Regions from separate parts of the Mus musculus genome. Here region 1 is linked to region 2. The links are chromatin loops, found by intact Hi-C in ENCODE. Cell type or tissue: heart. All regions are shown on one strand. Links, peaks and the distances in the headings refer to the core of each region. The heading gives the core; the rest is flanking DNA.

Region 1 (8,151 bases), core at 1,518-6,517, 87 kb before region 2:
ATGGTTTGTTTGTAGTGTGAGACGTGAGAGGACAGCTACAGGTAACCTCATAAGATACAGTGTGTTCACTATGCTGAGCTGACATGATTTTCCGACTGTGTTCTATCAGGACAGTGTCTCAAAAGGATGAGGAAATCCCTGCCCCAGTCCCTCACCACCATGGCAGGACAGAGAGGAAAGCTGGCCCTGCCCCTTGCCTGCTGCACAGGGCCTTGTGACCTAACCTGGGCCACACAGTAGAGCTGGCCCTGATGGCAAAGGTGTGGGTGAGCCAGCCCCTAGGGCATGAGAGTGGGAGAGCTGACCCTGCCCCTTGCTGGCTGAGGCATTGGGAGAGCTAGTCAGGGCAGTGTTAGAGAGTTCACCCTGGAGGTGTGGGAGAGCTGACAGGAAAGGACAGCCAAGGAATTTTAGAAATTAAGTGTGTGCCCAAAGATTTTTTTTTTAAAGAAACATACTAGTACTATTTGAATATAAAGTACAGCGTCCATTTCAAGTGTTAATCGAAAAGGCTCCACTTATCTTTGTATACTGTTTATCTGGGTCTGTTTTTACAAGTTTAAGGTATCATAAGAGGCATCTTCAGGTGAGAGGCAAAATATTGTGACCCACATAAAACCACTGAGTCTGTCCAATCTATGTCTTCTTCCATCATTTTAATTAGCGCTTCATTATAAGAAATAATTCTGTGGAGTTTAAACTAGATTCTTTTTAAAGTGGGCTTAGCGTTGACTTTGGTGGGTCTGGTTGCCCTCATGGCAACACTGTGGTACTAAACATACTGTTGTATTTGTCTAAAAGGTGCTCAGTAAATGGTTCTGAAAAATAGCAGAAATCCCTTCTTGGCCTGCTCAGATGTCAACCAGGGACTAGTTTCTGGAACATACTGGAGAAAATTGAGCCCACGGAGGGAGGTTGACAGAAGCCACTTGGCACCAAAGTCTGGCTGAACCACTTCTAGCTTTGCTAAAGTGAAACTACTTTCAGAGGAGTGAATGTGACCACCTTTCCTCATTGTCTGAGCTCACTCTTTTAAAACCTGCTGGCCTTGGCTGCAGTGGCTGAGATACTGCCATCAGCATTGGGAGGGGGCAGTGTGTAGGCATCCATTACTTTGCAATGGTCCCCGTGGATCTCTGTTCCATTTCACCCTGGAAAATTCGTGAAGAAACCAGTGCAGACCTGTTGGTAAATCTTGTTTTGGCTATAACAAAGGTGAGGCTATTGGGGAGGGAGGAGCTGGGGTTTAGAAGGTGAAGTGCTTAGGTTTGTTTGCCAATACTCAGAGTCTCACACCTGGATTCAGATGCTAAGATTTATAGGAGGGACATTGCCCTGGTTTGCTTCTCTGCTACTATGCTAAACACCACGACCAAAAGCAACTTAGGGAGGAAAAGGGTTAATTTGGCATACATATTAAGATCACAATAAAGGATGTCCACACAGGACCACTCGCCAAGGGGTCCTGGGTACCACCCACAGTGTCCTGGGCCCTTCCAGATTCCCTATTAGCCAGGAAAATGCTCCACAGACACATCCATCAGACACTCCCATGGAGGCAATTTCTCAGTTGAGGTTTCCTCTTCCAAGATGACCCCTGTTTGTATCCAGGTAACAAAACCTTACTGGTAAAACCTATTAAGAGTATTCCACTTAAGTAATTAAGAGAACCTACAGAGTGCTCTAGATTCTGGAAAATCAGACTGGAAAATAATTGGGTAAAAGAGCAACACTTGACATCTAGTTGGCCAAAGCAATTCAATTCCTTATCATGGGCAACATTAGTGAAATGTGTGCAGGGTTGTTAGGATTGCTGTATTTTTTTAATGTTTTAGACTCTTACTTTCTTATACAAATTCTGTCTAACACAGGTATTGAGAATATGTTTTGGAACTGTCCATTAGCCAGGCTTTGCTAGAATAAAGCTGAGTATGAAACATCCCCCAGATCTCAGTGACTTCACAAAAACAAACAAACAAGACAAAATAAAACAAAACTCTTTATATTGTACTCATGGGTCCACAGTTTAACCTACCTAAGAGTATATCCCCCCACCAGGATGAGATCATTGCTTCATAGACATACTGCTTACACCTCAGAGCCCACGAATGCTAGATGCCACTCTGTCTTGATCATTCATACTCATTCTGAACATCTCCTTCTGTGCCATTGTCCAAAGCTAGTCATGGGGGCAAGTCTGACATCGATGGGGTGATAAAGTACACAGTAATACAGACAGCACGGGTCTCCTTGGAATGATAAAGAACTCAAGGCCCTGGCACCAACAGGAGCTTCAACCACAGCAATCCTTTTGGGCTTCAGTGCTACGTAAAAGAAATGCTCCATTGCTTGGCTGATTCCAGGCCTCTTGTTTAGCCAGTGAAGAATCTGGGCTCAGAGGGCACACGACTGGGCAGAGACTGGGGCTTGGGCTTTGCAGTCATGCCAAGATGACTTCTTAATCTCAGCTCTCTTTCTAAGTACAGACCCTCTGGTCTTGGTCATCACAAGAGGGAGACTGGTCTGGTCCTGAATCTTTTTTCTTTGTGGGGGGGAAGGGGTTTGAGACAGGGTTTCTCTGTATAGCTCTGGCTGTCCTGGAACTCACTTTGTAGACCAGGCTGGCCTTGAACTCAGAAATCTTCCTGCCTCTGGATCCCCAGTGCTGGGATTAAAGGCGTGCACCCCACGCCTGGCTTGTTCTGAATCTTAAGGTTCTCCAGATGCTATCACATTGAAGGATGGCATCTTGAACAGGTACCCTCACCTAAGGTGGACTCTGCTCAGACTGGAAAAGCCACTGGGTGCCACTTTGTGCATAGGGGGAGATGGAAAAGGATAGGTTGCTGTTGAAATACTGCTAAATTGTTGACTTTCCCTCCCCTTCTCTCTTTTCCACCTTCTAAAAAGCCAAATCTTGGTCACAATTTGGGTATGTATCTTCTTCCCCTAGTAGAGCACAGGTTGATGCTCCTGTCCTGTGACTTCCTACACACCTCTCCCCTCAGGGTACAATATCCATTCTATCTTCCCAAGTGCAGGACTCTGCGACTGTAAATTAATGCCCTTGTTCCCTACAGCCACAGGCAGCTTTGGAGGAAGATATGACTTCAGTCCTGAAGATAAGAAAAGTCCTGCTTGTGCTAGCAGTAAAAATTTACTTGTAGAAATAGGTGCTCCATTAGACAAAAACAAAAGAGCCCTTAGAACCAGTCAAAACCATTAGGATCATTGGTTCTGGTTTCAAACAAGCAGAGTAAACAAACTCCATTCCAAGTAGGAACTGTTTCTGCTGTCCTCCTTTAAGCTTTCCCGATCCAAGTTACAGTGTTTGGACTTTTCTGGAGTTTCCTTCTAGTGGGTTTCCCTTTATTGTGTGCTCCAGATGGCCAGTGGCTAGGACAAAGGCAAGCCCAGTTTAAACTATGACTTCACTTGTTTAGGACTTTGCTGGTGTCCTGTGTGTGCATGGCCCCGGAAGAAAGGTGTGGTCGCTGCATTGTTCTTCAATAAATGGAGCTCTGCTTCTCTAGTGTCACATCTTTCCACACTGTGGCTCCTGGCTCCGCTTAGGTTGACAACAGGAACGCTCAGTGTCTATATGCACATATCCCCCACCCCCACCCCCACCCAGCACTCTTGACCGCTCACTCACCATGTGATTCTCCACCCAGAAATTCAACAGCTTAGTGGTTAACATGGAGCACAATGAGAGAAGAAAGACAAACAAACACTCTGACTGATACAACCACTTTTCTCCACATGACTCTCCCTCTTTCTGCTTTCTCATGGCCAGAAATATTGACTTAAAAACACCTGAGGGCTGATGAGGTGACTCAGCGGGTAAGAGCACTGACTGCTCTTCCGAAGGTCCTGAGTTCAAATCCCAGGAACCACATGGTGGTTCACAACCATCTGTAATGACATCTGACGACCTCTCCTGGTGAGTCTGAAGACAGCCACAATGTACATTCATAAAAATAATAAATAAATCTTTAAAAAAAAAACACCTGAATATGGAAGACCGTACATTTCACAGTATAAAAAGAGATGGGTGAAGACACAGTCAGTCTCTCCAGTGACCATGCACTCTTCTCAATGGTAAAAACACCATGTCTAATTTTGCTTCACTGACCAAAGCAAATGGCAGAAACAAGCCTTGGGGAGGGGGGTGGGGCATGTGAGGGAAGGGTCACTGCCCATGGAACTTGTTGGAAAGATGGGATACAGGTCCTCACACTGAAAGCCTACATGTAGCACCCCTTGACTGGAAATCACAGTGAGTTCATCCAAGAATCTCTGGGGAGCTGAACAAAATTAGTATTTTTATACAGTTAAGGAAAAGTCATGATCAGTGAGACTGAATTTGAAACACTTCAGCCATCAGATAACCAAGTCATAATTCACATGACTTTGTCTTACGAGTTCAGATGAAGCTGGGCTACCGAGCCCTCCACCTACCTAGTAAGACCAGACCTGAAAACAGCCATGACTTCAAACTTGGCCTTCAAGTTCCAGGTGTCACAACTTTTTCTAAAGGCTTTCATGACATCTTCTTTTCTCCAGACATGACTAATTGTTTTTTACTTAGATGCATTATTCTTGCCATTTGTATGTGAGAAACCGTAAGTCAGTTCTCAGGACATGTCCTGGGGAATTATAATGAACAAAATAAGGATAGAACCTGCCAGTGACTAATTATGAGAAATGTAGGAGGTAAGTTGTCAGCTTGTCAGCTAAGTCTGATCCCATCATCTTCCTAGACATGCAGTGGTGGAAGTATACTGTGAGTAGTACGGAAACCATACATCCTCCCTCTCCATGGACATCGCTTTTTTGGGTAGCATGACTATTTAACTCAAGAGATCAATATAATAGTTTTTATAATACATAGTGTGGGTGAAGATGACTGGAAGTTTGAAATTGCATGGGAGAGATTAAAACCTTTAAAAGTCAAGCCTGATTGCTATTTAGGACACGGAAGATAGAGAGTGGTTACAGACAGAAGTGGTGCAGTGTAACACACACACACACACACACACACACACACACACACACACACACACACACAAACTTTAGAAAATCCTCTGTTTCTGGTGTCTCCAGAAAAAGAAAGGCAGAGAAGGATAAATGTATAGAGGAAGGAATGCCAGCTCTTTTATTTTTCTCAAGTCTTTTGCCCAGGGAAGACTGCTATTCTAACTCGAAATTCTGTGACCTTCTCTGTCACTATACATGCAATATTTATTTTTGCTTCCCTGTGTGGATTTTGAGTGAGAACTCAAAGTATATAATTTCTAACTAAGGGACCGTGCAAAATAGAATCCAGTGTTGATTCCATAACCTCATTATTGGAAAGCACCCATGAAGTGGGAGTAGATTAATTATGTCCAGAGCAGGAAAATGTCTGCAGGGCTCCTCACCCATGAGACTAGCCTTTACATTTAAAGATTGTTCTACATCACACTTTTTGTAATATAAAGGATGCTAACTCTTTTTACTTGAATAACTCTGAATTCTAGTATCAGCTCCCTTCTCATTTAAAAACTATTCAATTTAAAGAAGATATGCAACCTCCCAATGCCTGAATTTACAGTTGCTTTTACTGCTACTACGGAAGATTTCAAATATACCTAAATGTAGAGAGAACAAAATAATGAAAATGTAAGTACACTTCAGTTTGAACCTTGACCAAACCTAGGACAAATCCAAACTGAAGGACTTTCTATAGCATAACTAATGAGTATATTACCAATGTAACAAGAGCATGAAAATTAATTGGGGGCAGACACTGGGACTAATCACAGACCAGAGAAGGAAAAGGAGATATGATAAGCAAATTCAAGACAGGACCCTCCCTAGGTTCCTGAAAAAGAAAGATGGCATTAGTTGAGGAAGTGGATGAAATTTCTGATTCACTTCATAGGATGGTATTATTGCTAATTTCCTGGTGTTGATCTTTGTGCAACATACGATGTGTGATCTCGGTGACATAGGATGTTACAATAGGAGAAGCTAAGCAATAAGTATTGGGGCCTTAGCTGCTAGAATAAAATATTGTACAACTTTTTTGAAATTCTAAGATTAATTTAAAGTTTAAAATATGATGTCTTAAGAATGATGCTTATTAGCATTCTGCCAGTTTCGTTTCATCTGTTCCTCCTCCCCTCATCACCGTGTGTGTGCATATATGTGTGTGAATGTGTATGTATGTGTATATGTGTATGTATGTGTATATGTGTATGAATGTGTGTGTTAATGTGTGTGTATGTATGCGAATGTGCGTGAGTATATATGTGTGTGAATGTGTATATATATATATATATATATGTGTGTGAATGTGCATGTGAATGTGTGGATGTATATATGTATGTGAATGGTGTGTATGTATGTGTGTGAATATGAGTGTGTATATGTTATGAATGTGTGTATATGAATATATATATGTGTGTATATGAATATATATATATATATACATATATTGCTGTGTGCATATATGTGTGTGAATGTGTGTGTGTGCATGTGTTTGTGTTTTTTGGCAAATGAAAACAGAATATAAATTTACTGTTTGATCTTTACAGATCTGTGACATGCTTGCAGTAACACAAGCGCATGCAACACAATTAACTATGTTTTTTAATACTTATGAGCAGGTCTGTGTTCCAGGTTACCAAGTGCCTCAAAAAAATGTCTGGTTTAGATTTTATTTGACCTAATCAGATTTCCAGCAAGGTGCCCATACTGCATTGCTTCCTATAGCCCTTAGATCTCTTAATCTGAGAGTCCTTGCCCCTCCTCCTTCTCTCCCTGGCATTTATTTTTGAAGAAACTGGGTCATGTTTTCTGCAGTTTCCCGTTTTGCTTTGGATGGCTCTAAGCCAGTACTTCTGGGTCTTTCTTATATAGAGACAATAGCCCTCACCTAAAACCACCTAAAAGCCTTGGTGAGAAAACATGAGAAACAGCCCAGCATTTATGAGTGTGCTTTTGCAAGCTCTGGCTGCCCTCTGCCCTCCTGTCCCCTCTGAAGGCTCCCGTGTGATTCTGAATGGTGGCTATGCACTTAAGGTGAACTTATCATTAAATTTATCCTCAGCTTGCACTCATGAGGATTAACAGATGTATTTTCAAAAATGATATAAAAATAAAAGACCCAGCCCTAGAGAAAGAGGCCAAGAAGAAAAATTCGATTCCATTTCTAAAAGTAACCATGTGACCATAAACTCAAAGGGTAAACTATAGACTTGTCACAGGTACCTTCTGCAAGTCTGCATATATGTATGTATATGTGTGTGAATGTGTATGTGAATGTGTGTTTGTGTGTACATGTGTATGAATGTGTGTGAGTGTGTTTGTAAGTGTGTGAATTTGTGGGGTTTTTTTTGTTTGGGGTTTTTTGTTTTGGTTTGGTTTTTTGTTTTTTGTTTTTTGTTTGTTTGTTTTCTGAGACAGGGTTTCTCTGTATAGCCCTGGCTGTCCTGGAACTCACTTTGTAGACCAAGCTGGCCTCGAACTCAGAAATCTGCCTGCCTCTGCGTCTCGAGTGCTGGGATTAAAGGCGTGTGCCACCACGCCCAGCGAATGTGTGTTTATGTGTGAGCATGTGAGTATGTGAATGAGTGTGTATGTGTGTGAATGTGTAAGTGTATGTGAGTGTGTCTATGTGTGTGATGTGTACATGACTGTGTGTATGTATGTGTGAGTGTGTTTAGGAGAGCATGTGTGTGTGAATGTGTGTGGGGGTAATTGTGCAGTTATGTGCTCACATACATGCTTGCTTACTGGCCATGGTGCATTGGAGGTGGTCAGAATACGACCTATCTGTAGTCTATTCTCTTATTCCATAATGTGGGTCCCAGGGATCCTACTCAAGTCCTTATGTTTGTCAGCAAGTACTTTTTCTCTCTGAGCCTTCTAACCAGCCCACCATATGCATTCTAACCTCACTCTAAAAATGTGTGTGTGCACACTATAGACTGACAAGCAGTGACGTTAGGAAAGCCAGAAGGTTTCTTTGGTGTATAAACTCAACGCTTTCTTTCTTCACTTTGAAAGAAATGATTCTGTTCTCTGCTTAAACCATGGCAGTCTTACAAAGCTTTGTTTCTTTGGCCTTAACTCCAAATTCTTTTAAATTCCACAAAAGAGCTG
Region 2 (8,151 bases), core at 1,540-6,539:
ACAATGTGTAAAGAGCTAAGTAGAAACCTTGATTAATGGGCCACTTTAAACTGGGATAATATCCGCATTGCCCTTTCTCTAGAGAGGATGCAACGTGGTCTTTTGCAGTCCAGGGTGTTAATCTGAAGCTCCTTAATGTTGCTGTCCCCCTGTCATATTTCACAAGAACAACCTTAGAGTTTGTAAACATTCAAGTGATTATACTGTTTGTATAATAGATGCTTCCAACTTTCCTGTGCCTAATGCTGATTTGTGTAACAGCACATTGCTAGGGAATTATGGCTGATTTCTAAAACAGAGGGGTATTCAGGGGTCCATAGTCCAGGGAAAGCCTTCACGAGTGGCTGAAGACATCCCTTACCCTCAACCATTTGCCTTCCTTCTTGCCAACCTGAGACTCTGGGAGGTGCTGCTTTTCTCCATTGTCTCTGTGTTCCCAGCAGACGTTGTGGAACTTCCTTTCAGAAGGCATGGTCAGTAGTGTGGCCTTGCTAACATGAACTCCAGACTTGGGATGCCATGAAACATAGGGGAAAAAATGTACACTCGAGGGATAGAGTGGAGAATGGGGCTTCAGGAGCCTCCTCAATATCTCCTCAGCAGAGAACTAGCAGTTAGACCTGCCCCAGAGACTGTCAGTGGTCTCCTTCCATAGTAAACCGAGATAGGATCTCAATGGCCATAGGTTAAAGGCAAAGCCATTTATCCCCTTTCTTCTCCCTTCCTTCTAACAGTTCTGGGGAACCATGCCCAGATGGGCAAGGGGCAGCAGGCAGTGGACAGGATAGTATTTAAGTCAAATCCTGTGCCACCAACTTCTACTTTAAGGAATCAAGGGGCCTATCTGAACCCCTGCTGGTGAAAAGGAGAAACCTGAAAGTAAGGGGAGGATTTCCCTTGGTCTGAGTTCAAGTGCTGTGCAAGGTATCAGAACTGCCCTAGTATGGACAACTGCTTATTACAGGCTCCCTCTTTGTGTTCTTGTTCCTATAGGCATTATCTTTATTCTTTTTCCTTAAAAAAAATGTACTTTCGATTAAAACAGAATTACACCATCAGCACCTCCTTTCTCCTTCCAGGAAGAAAGGGCTCTCTGAGGAACCCTTCCTTTCCTACAGACATTTTCAGTGTGAATCTCTCTAAAACCAACCATCCATCCATCCATTCATCCATCCATCCACCCATCCATCCATCAGTCAATCTGGTCATAACCTTGCTTGACAACTTCCAATGGGCTCACAGGGTACTTACTTATAAGCTTTATGTTCAAAGTCCTTTCTGTGTTCTTAGAGGATGTGACTCCCAACTGCCCCAGAATTCTCAATTCTCCTCACTTTACGCCTCGGTGAGACACCCTGGTTCCTTCCTGTTTCTGGAACAGGTCAAACAAATTCTCACCCTAGCTTCCTGCTGTTCCCTGCTGTGGACAGGCTTCTTCCCAGACATTCACCTTTCCCTGTTCATCCAGGTTCTATTCAAATGTTAAATCCTGAGGGCGGACATCTCAGTCCCAGTCCAAACTAGCAGTCTTCCCTGCCTATTTCCGGAAGTTCTTTTTCATTTCCTTTGCCCATTTTAACGTGTCACTGGCTGTCTCTTATGATAGTATATAACTTCATCCAGGAAACGACTTTGTCTTATGTTTACCTGAGAGTCTTGGGCAAAGAGTAGTGAGTGTGTCTGGCACAGAAAAGCCTTTGAAAAGTGTCTAAGAAGCCATTAAGGAGTGGGAAAAGGAGCCGCCATGAAATCATATTTCATTTAGGATTCAGAAAGCTCCACTGTTCATGTAACATTGAGTGGTAACAGGCTCAGTGTTAGTGTGAGCACCTGATGGAACACAAGACTACCGTGAGCTTTTTTTCCCCCCCATACGTAAAATGAAATGTTTAATCTATAAAACTCGGAGTGAACTCTACGGTAGAAGTCTAGATTTACAGAAGTTTGTTTATGTGTTGGACCTCTTTGAAATGGCCATTCTGTTTTTCATAAACTACTATAAAAAGCGCAGTGTATGAAGTACTATCTTAAGTTGGGACTGGCGTTTCTTGCTGCTGGAGTTAGCAGCTTGCTGTATGAAACCCATGCAGAAGCATCTTGTGTGTGTGGCTGCAGCGAAGAACTGCTCGGCTGATACCAGTCCCAGGAGCGCATCCAGAGAAAGGTGAGCACTCAGTAATTGTTTCAGGCTATGGTGTGTTGGTGGTTTTGTTAGCCATCAAAGACCAACTAATTAACTATATTTGAGTATATTATGTACTAAGTTCTACTGCTAAGAACTGTCAGTCACATAAGTGATAGCTTCTAGCTCCCCTTTCTGGGGATAATATTTGAGGCACATAAGACATACAAGAGAAGGCCTGAAGGACTGGTTTGAGTTTAGCTATACTATTTATTGGCTGCTCAACCTGGGGCAAATTCCTTACCCTTTCTGAGCCACAGCTTTCTCACATGCAGGGAAAGCAGGCCTAAAATACTACCCCAAGCCCTCAGCTTACAAGCAGCAATATCAGAATGAGTTGTTAGAGATGGAGAACATATGATTTTACTTCTGTCTTGTCTAATGAAAATCTGCATTTTAAAAAGCCTTTCAGGCAGTTCATGTGCCCGGTTTGCGGCACTCTCAAAAGCAGTCTTAACACACTGGCATGAAGACCCTGACCAGTGCAGTATCAGCTTTCTCTGGCATCTTTATTCTCTTTTTAACCTTGGTGGAAAAGCTGATCTGGCTTAGTGAATGTTTCTGTAGGTTTTGTCACAGACAGGCAGGCAGACACTGCAGAAAAACCTTTTTCAAGGCTAACTTAAATCTGAAGCTTTGTGTTTGGCTAGAGAGTGGTCAGTAGCTCTCAGTCCATCTCCCTTAAATTGGTAAATTATTTTTTTCTTTCTCGTTTTGAGACAGGGTTCAGGTTGGTCTTGAACCGACTGTATAGTTTAGGCTGCTCTGTAAACTAACTGGGATTACAGGCATGTACCATCACACATCACACTAGTTGATCAACTTTTGGTGGTTATTTTCTTTCTATCCATGCTGAAACGGCCAGAATGAACGAAGGGTGCGACACTTTGGGGTTTTCAACTGCTGTATCCACGGTGCCTGGACTGTTCCTTTGTGCCTACACTTCTGCCCTCTTCTCCATTTTTTTTTTAAGCTAACCTCTAAACCGACCCCTTTCCTCTTGACCCGCCAGCCCAGTTCAGGCAGCTGAGCATGCCCAGTTCAGCCGCCAGCATGGGCCCCAGTCCCCAGTGCGCAGGTGCCACGTCTCCGGGTTTTGGTGGCCGCCGCCAGGCAGGAGAGGGAGGAAGCCGAGTGGCCTCGGTAGGAGGAAGCCCTCGGGGAGTTCCGGAGCGGCTCCAGTGTAGGGTCTCCACAAAGGGTGACGCTGGATGCACATGGCCAGGCCGCCTCAGCAGGACTTCGGGCACCCGGGTGTCGGTTCAAAGGACAAGGAGAGCTGGCCACAGCGATCCCCAGCATCCCTGGAACCGAAGTCTGGGGGGGGGGGGTGGAGTGGGGTGCACGTCTCAGGATCACTTGGGGGAAGACTTTGGAAATCACTTTCTGGCTCAGTGTGAGCCCGTTGTAGTACTTCCTCCGGCAGATTGTTTTTCGGGCTGAATGAATAAAATCCCTGTCTCACAGTGCCTGCTGCAGTGTACAAGCTCTCCGTGTTTGTTCAATGTAACATAGACGAAAGCGCAGTTCCCGCTCCCCGCTCCCGGTTCTGGCTGGCTCGCACCCCCTCCTCCCGGGCCGGGCACCCGCTGAGTCCGTGGCCAGCGGCGCGTGGTGTCCCGCTGCTGGCTCAGCTCAGTCCCCACGGGCGCGCGCCCAGACCCTGCACCGGGAAGGCGGCGGCGGCGACCCCGGGACAGCCAACCCCCACCCCGGCCGGCCCGCGCGGCCCCGGTCCACCCCCAGCCCCGCCGGGCGCCGCACTGGGCATGCTCCGTAGCCCGGCAGGTTGGGGCTGCGAGGCGACGGCTTGGGCTCCAGAGGCAGCGTCGCGGCCGGGAGTAGGGGCGGCGGGCCCGGGGCCGCACGGGGCCCGGCTCGGCGGGAGCGGCGGGCGGGCGGCGCCCTGGGCAGCGGGCGGCCGAGGTGAGCGCAGCGGGGAGGCGCTGGCCGGTGGGGGGCGGAGGCGGCGGAGGGCGGGGCGGCGCCGGAGGGGCTCGGCGGCCGCGGCGGCGGGGAGGGGGTGGCGGCGCGCGAGCGGCTCAGGAGCCGCGCCGCAAACAGGCTCTCACACGCGCGCACACACACACACACACACACACACACACACACAGACACTCACACGCGCGCGCGCGAACACAGCGGGGCTCCCGGAGGCGGCGGTGGCCGCATCCCCGGCAGCGACTCGCCTGGAAGTGACAGGTAGGAGAAGGCGCTTTGGGTCCCGCCCGGGGATGCTCCCGCCGCTCCCAGCCCGCCGGGCTACTCGGCTTCCCGCGGGTGCGTCCCGGACGCGCGCGCGCGCCCCCGGTTGCCCTGCCGGGGACCCGGTGCAGGTGCGGGGTGCGAGGCGTCCTGCGCGGGAGGCAGGGGACCCCGCCGCCACCCGCCTCTCCGGCAATCATCTGCTACTGGGTTTCCTCTGCCTACCCGGACGTTCACCCTCTTCTGCGCTAGAAATAGCTCGGCTCGACGTGTATATGATTATTTTGGTTGGAAATAGTTGGCACTGTGCAACGCATGTAAATGTGTGTGCGTGTGCATCTTCAGCGTCTTCTGGGGACAGCTTACGAATGATAGACCGTTTCCAGTTGACACTGACAGGCTAAGCGCTCCTTCAGGACAGTATCTGGGCCTCCTAAAAGCATGTAAAAGAACATTGCTTTATTTTCAGAAGTTTAAAGTTGTTTTTTCTTAGTCAATTAGAAATTGTCTATATTGTACAATTTTTGAGTTTAGACTCAGTAAACTACTGAATCTAAGTGTGAAAACACAGAATTTTCCAATTGAACAACTCTAGAGTTATAAAGCCAGCATTTCTAGAAAGGCAAATGTCTTATATTCCACAAATATGCATGCATTTGAGATATGACTTTAAAAAAATAACCCTAAACTTCTATAGTGCTTCTTCCTATTTCTCTAAAGCAAGGGGCTTGAGATTTAATTTGGGGCAAAACATTCATGGACAGTCGCCATCTTTTGAAGTAGAAGTGGGATGCATAGTGGTCCATAAATTTAAATTATCCATTGGTGGAGATAATGTGTTGAATAAACATGGCTAGCAGTAAAGTCCATGCACAGGCAGGTGTATAATGCTTTGAAAAAAATTGAATTTCTCTTTTAAGGAAAAATCAGACCATAAAATAAAGATGACCAGGAAGAGCAACCAGTGACTTTTTACCTGGGTGGACTCCCAGGATCTCAGAAAGTGAAGAACTACTCTTTAGGGTAGGAAGATGTGTGTGTGTGTGTGTGTGTGTGTGTAAAATTTCAACTTAATCCTTTTAGTATTTTTAAGACTGATGTTTTTAAAGATGTGTTTGAACTGAGAACCGAATATTTTGAACCCTTCAAACTTTAATATCCTAAGTTGCAGAGTGATACAGAGGATGAGAAATTCCTCTCACTAGGATTTTGTGGTGTAATCCCTGACTGACTGTGTTATGTAATCTCGAATTTTTCCCCCACAGAACAGTCTTGCATAGTTTTCAACTGGTGTATTGATCTATTATATCATCTATTTTTTTTTTTTACACTGTAGACATTTAATACATGACTGGTGTCTTGGGGAGAACCTCGTGTAAGAAAAAATTACTTTTAAAATGGAATTTCACTTTCTGAGCGTTTTTATGTTGGTGAAACTGGTTTGACAGAAGGAGTGCATCTTCACATGTAACAGTGTGCTGCAGAGGGCTGAGTGTTGGCCTCCCAAGTGTGCTCTGCTCCCCTGCCCCCTCCCCGCTTTTATTACTCAGCCATCAGAACTTAGTTTTGATTTAGCTTTGATGATATCACTACCAGCTCTGAATTAATCGCTGTGGAAATGCTGTTTTACAAGTAACTGTCAAAACAGAATTTCAAAAGACTCCATTTGATCACAGAGAGCACATTTACATCTGTTGGAATAATTCTACTTTTACTTTACAAATGCACACCCACGCAGGAGGGCTTTGTGCTGAAATATTCTCTTTTCCGAGCTTTATATTTGTATCTTTTAAAATGTGAATGATGTTAAAACTTACATGCCTCGGAATCCAGGCTTCGTGCTTACTTTCATAGCTGATAGGGAAATATGGGAATTAAAAAAAAAAAAGAAAGGAAAAACCCTTAAAGCTTTCAAAAGAGCTTTTTAAGAAGTGGAGTTTAAAGGTTTGTATCACCCTTGAAACCTTTCATCCCATCCCCAATAGAGACCAATGGGTGCTGGTGCTGCTAATATATTTGTTTATCCTCTTTCCAAGAATCTAGCTGCTTGTAAATCAATTTATACTGCTGATTTTGTACAACATGGTACATCATTGGCAGCCCTAGTGAACGTGCTATTTTCTTAGGCTACTACTAATTTGTTTTCGATTTTGGTTCACTGGGAATTGAATGACTAAATGATTGCCTTGCGTTCCTGCCTACCTGCCCTTCATATGAAATCGGGTTTATACACGATTGTGATGTTGTATGTGAACCCATCACAGTGGCATGTTATGTTGTGACAGGCTGGGATATAAGCTTCTGGGAACAGTGTCTTGTTTGTCACCCCCAGTTTTTTAGGTGCAGCAGGCAAAACCCAAATGCCAGAATTGATGAATTGGTGGATTTTTATAAAGTTAATAATTAGCTGCCACTTTTTTTTTTTTAAATTTTAAAGTCTTCAGTTGCAAACAAATTACATATATTTGGACCAGAGCAGTTAGGTAATAGTGCTATAGAAAGGAATAGTTTTTGTAATTTTCACACTTTCAACAAATGCCTTGTTAGTGAACTCAGCTACTTTGGGGAAATATTACTTGATAATGAAAATTGTGAGGCACACTAGGACTCGTTTCGTGTCATTTGTGACCAGTTCCACTGCTTGCTTACTATCAGGGATGACACATGCTTTGAAAACCAGATCTTGGTGAGTTCCATAAAAGCAAGATGCGCTGCTTCTGATACTTAGAATGAGGTCAAGAATCCTGAGGATATTTGCTGATCACTGTTGGTAGTGCACAGCCAGACTGCAGTTTGTAAACAGTTACTTTTCACTTCCTAAGTGAAGGAGTCTGTGGAGGAGATGTAATCACCTTGTGAGAAATAAGGACATCCCCTAGGCTGACAGGCACCTGGTTTTACTGCTCAAGTTCAAATGTTAGCCTTGTTTGCAAGGATACTGTTTAACTCTCAGGGCAGTCCATGTCACTGTTTCCCATGTCCAGGTCCGTCAGACCCAAGGCATAGAACAACCTTGCTTCTATCCCTTCGTATTTATTTTTCTGTGTAATAGTTTTTTCTTTGATAAAGCCCCACCCTTTAAAGAAGAACTGCTTCTTCAAGCTGTAATATTGTTTTCCAGTTCTACCTTGAGTGTTCATGCCTCTAGTTCTTTACAGCCAACAAAGAGTGGGTTGCCTGCGGTGTGGGGAGACTGGAGGTGGACTACTAATACAGTAGCGAGTAGATGGCTGAGAATCCTGCGTTGTCCATATAGTTCAGCCTGCTTTCAAAAAGTTGTCCCTGAGTGATCTTTATTTGCGAAACCCATTTCACGTGAGTGGGAACCTCACTTTCTGAGAGCCTGGCTGGGTTCTCCTCCCTTTGGATGTTGTCATTCTGGGGAAGATGTAACCAGAGTTCCTAGTGGGAGGGAGGAATGCCCTCCCTTTCAAATCTTAGCCAGGACATCATTTTGTTCAGTAGAATGAATGGCCAGTTTTAGAAAAAAAAATTCCTGGTATGAACTGGACCCTTTCTCTCCTTTACTTTATGGAAGCAAAACAGGTGGACAGGATGGTAGGTCAGAAGAGGAGTTTCCTCTGAAGACCTCTCACAACTACTATCCATAAAACCTGCAGTGAGAATATGATACACCGTGTGAGCACAGAACAGTCTCTTTTCCCCTTTTCTGGGAGTCTCCCTCACGGTTCTCACATGATCTCTTGGGGAAGTCCAACTCTAGCTACCGAGAGGCAAATCATTAGTTTAGTACCCAGCACCCT

The links. Hi-C counts contacts between places; a loop is a spot of excess contacts. Peaks named below come from ENCODE experiments on the same cell type or tissue, not always from the same donor. Only the 100,000 strongest peaks of a DNase experiment are listed, where the experiment ranks them.
Region 1: a loop joins it to region 2, with 2.9 times the contacts of the local background. A loop is called at or near these places in 9 of 42 quality-filtered maps.

What each region holds. Positions count from the first base shown.
Region 1 is chr2:135,568,260-135,576,410 of GRCm38, forward strand. No RefSeq gene overlaps it. Among named protein-coding and RNA genes, the nearest start is that of 9630028H03Rik, 11 kb to the right of the region's middle. In heart, for the core only: no CTCF peak of the experiment used is centred there; a DNase peak (open chromatin) is centred at 3,472.
Region 2 is chr2:135,655,347-135,663,497 of GRCm38, forward strand. It overlaps Plcb4 (phospholipase C, beta 4), which reads left to right and starts at 4,201. Exons shown (of 39, transcript NM_001355153.1): 1 at 4,201-4,384. In heart, for the core only: a CTCF peak has its summit at 4,528; DNase peaks (open chromatin) are centred at 3,295, 4,145 and 4,395; H3K4me3 peaks cover 2,363 bases; H3K27ac peaks cover 2,531 bases.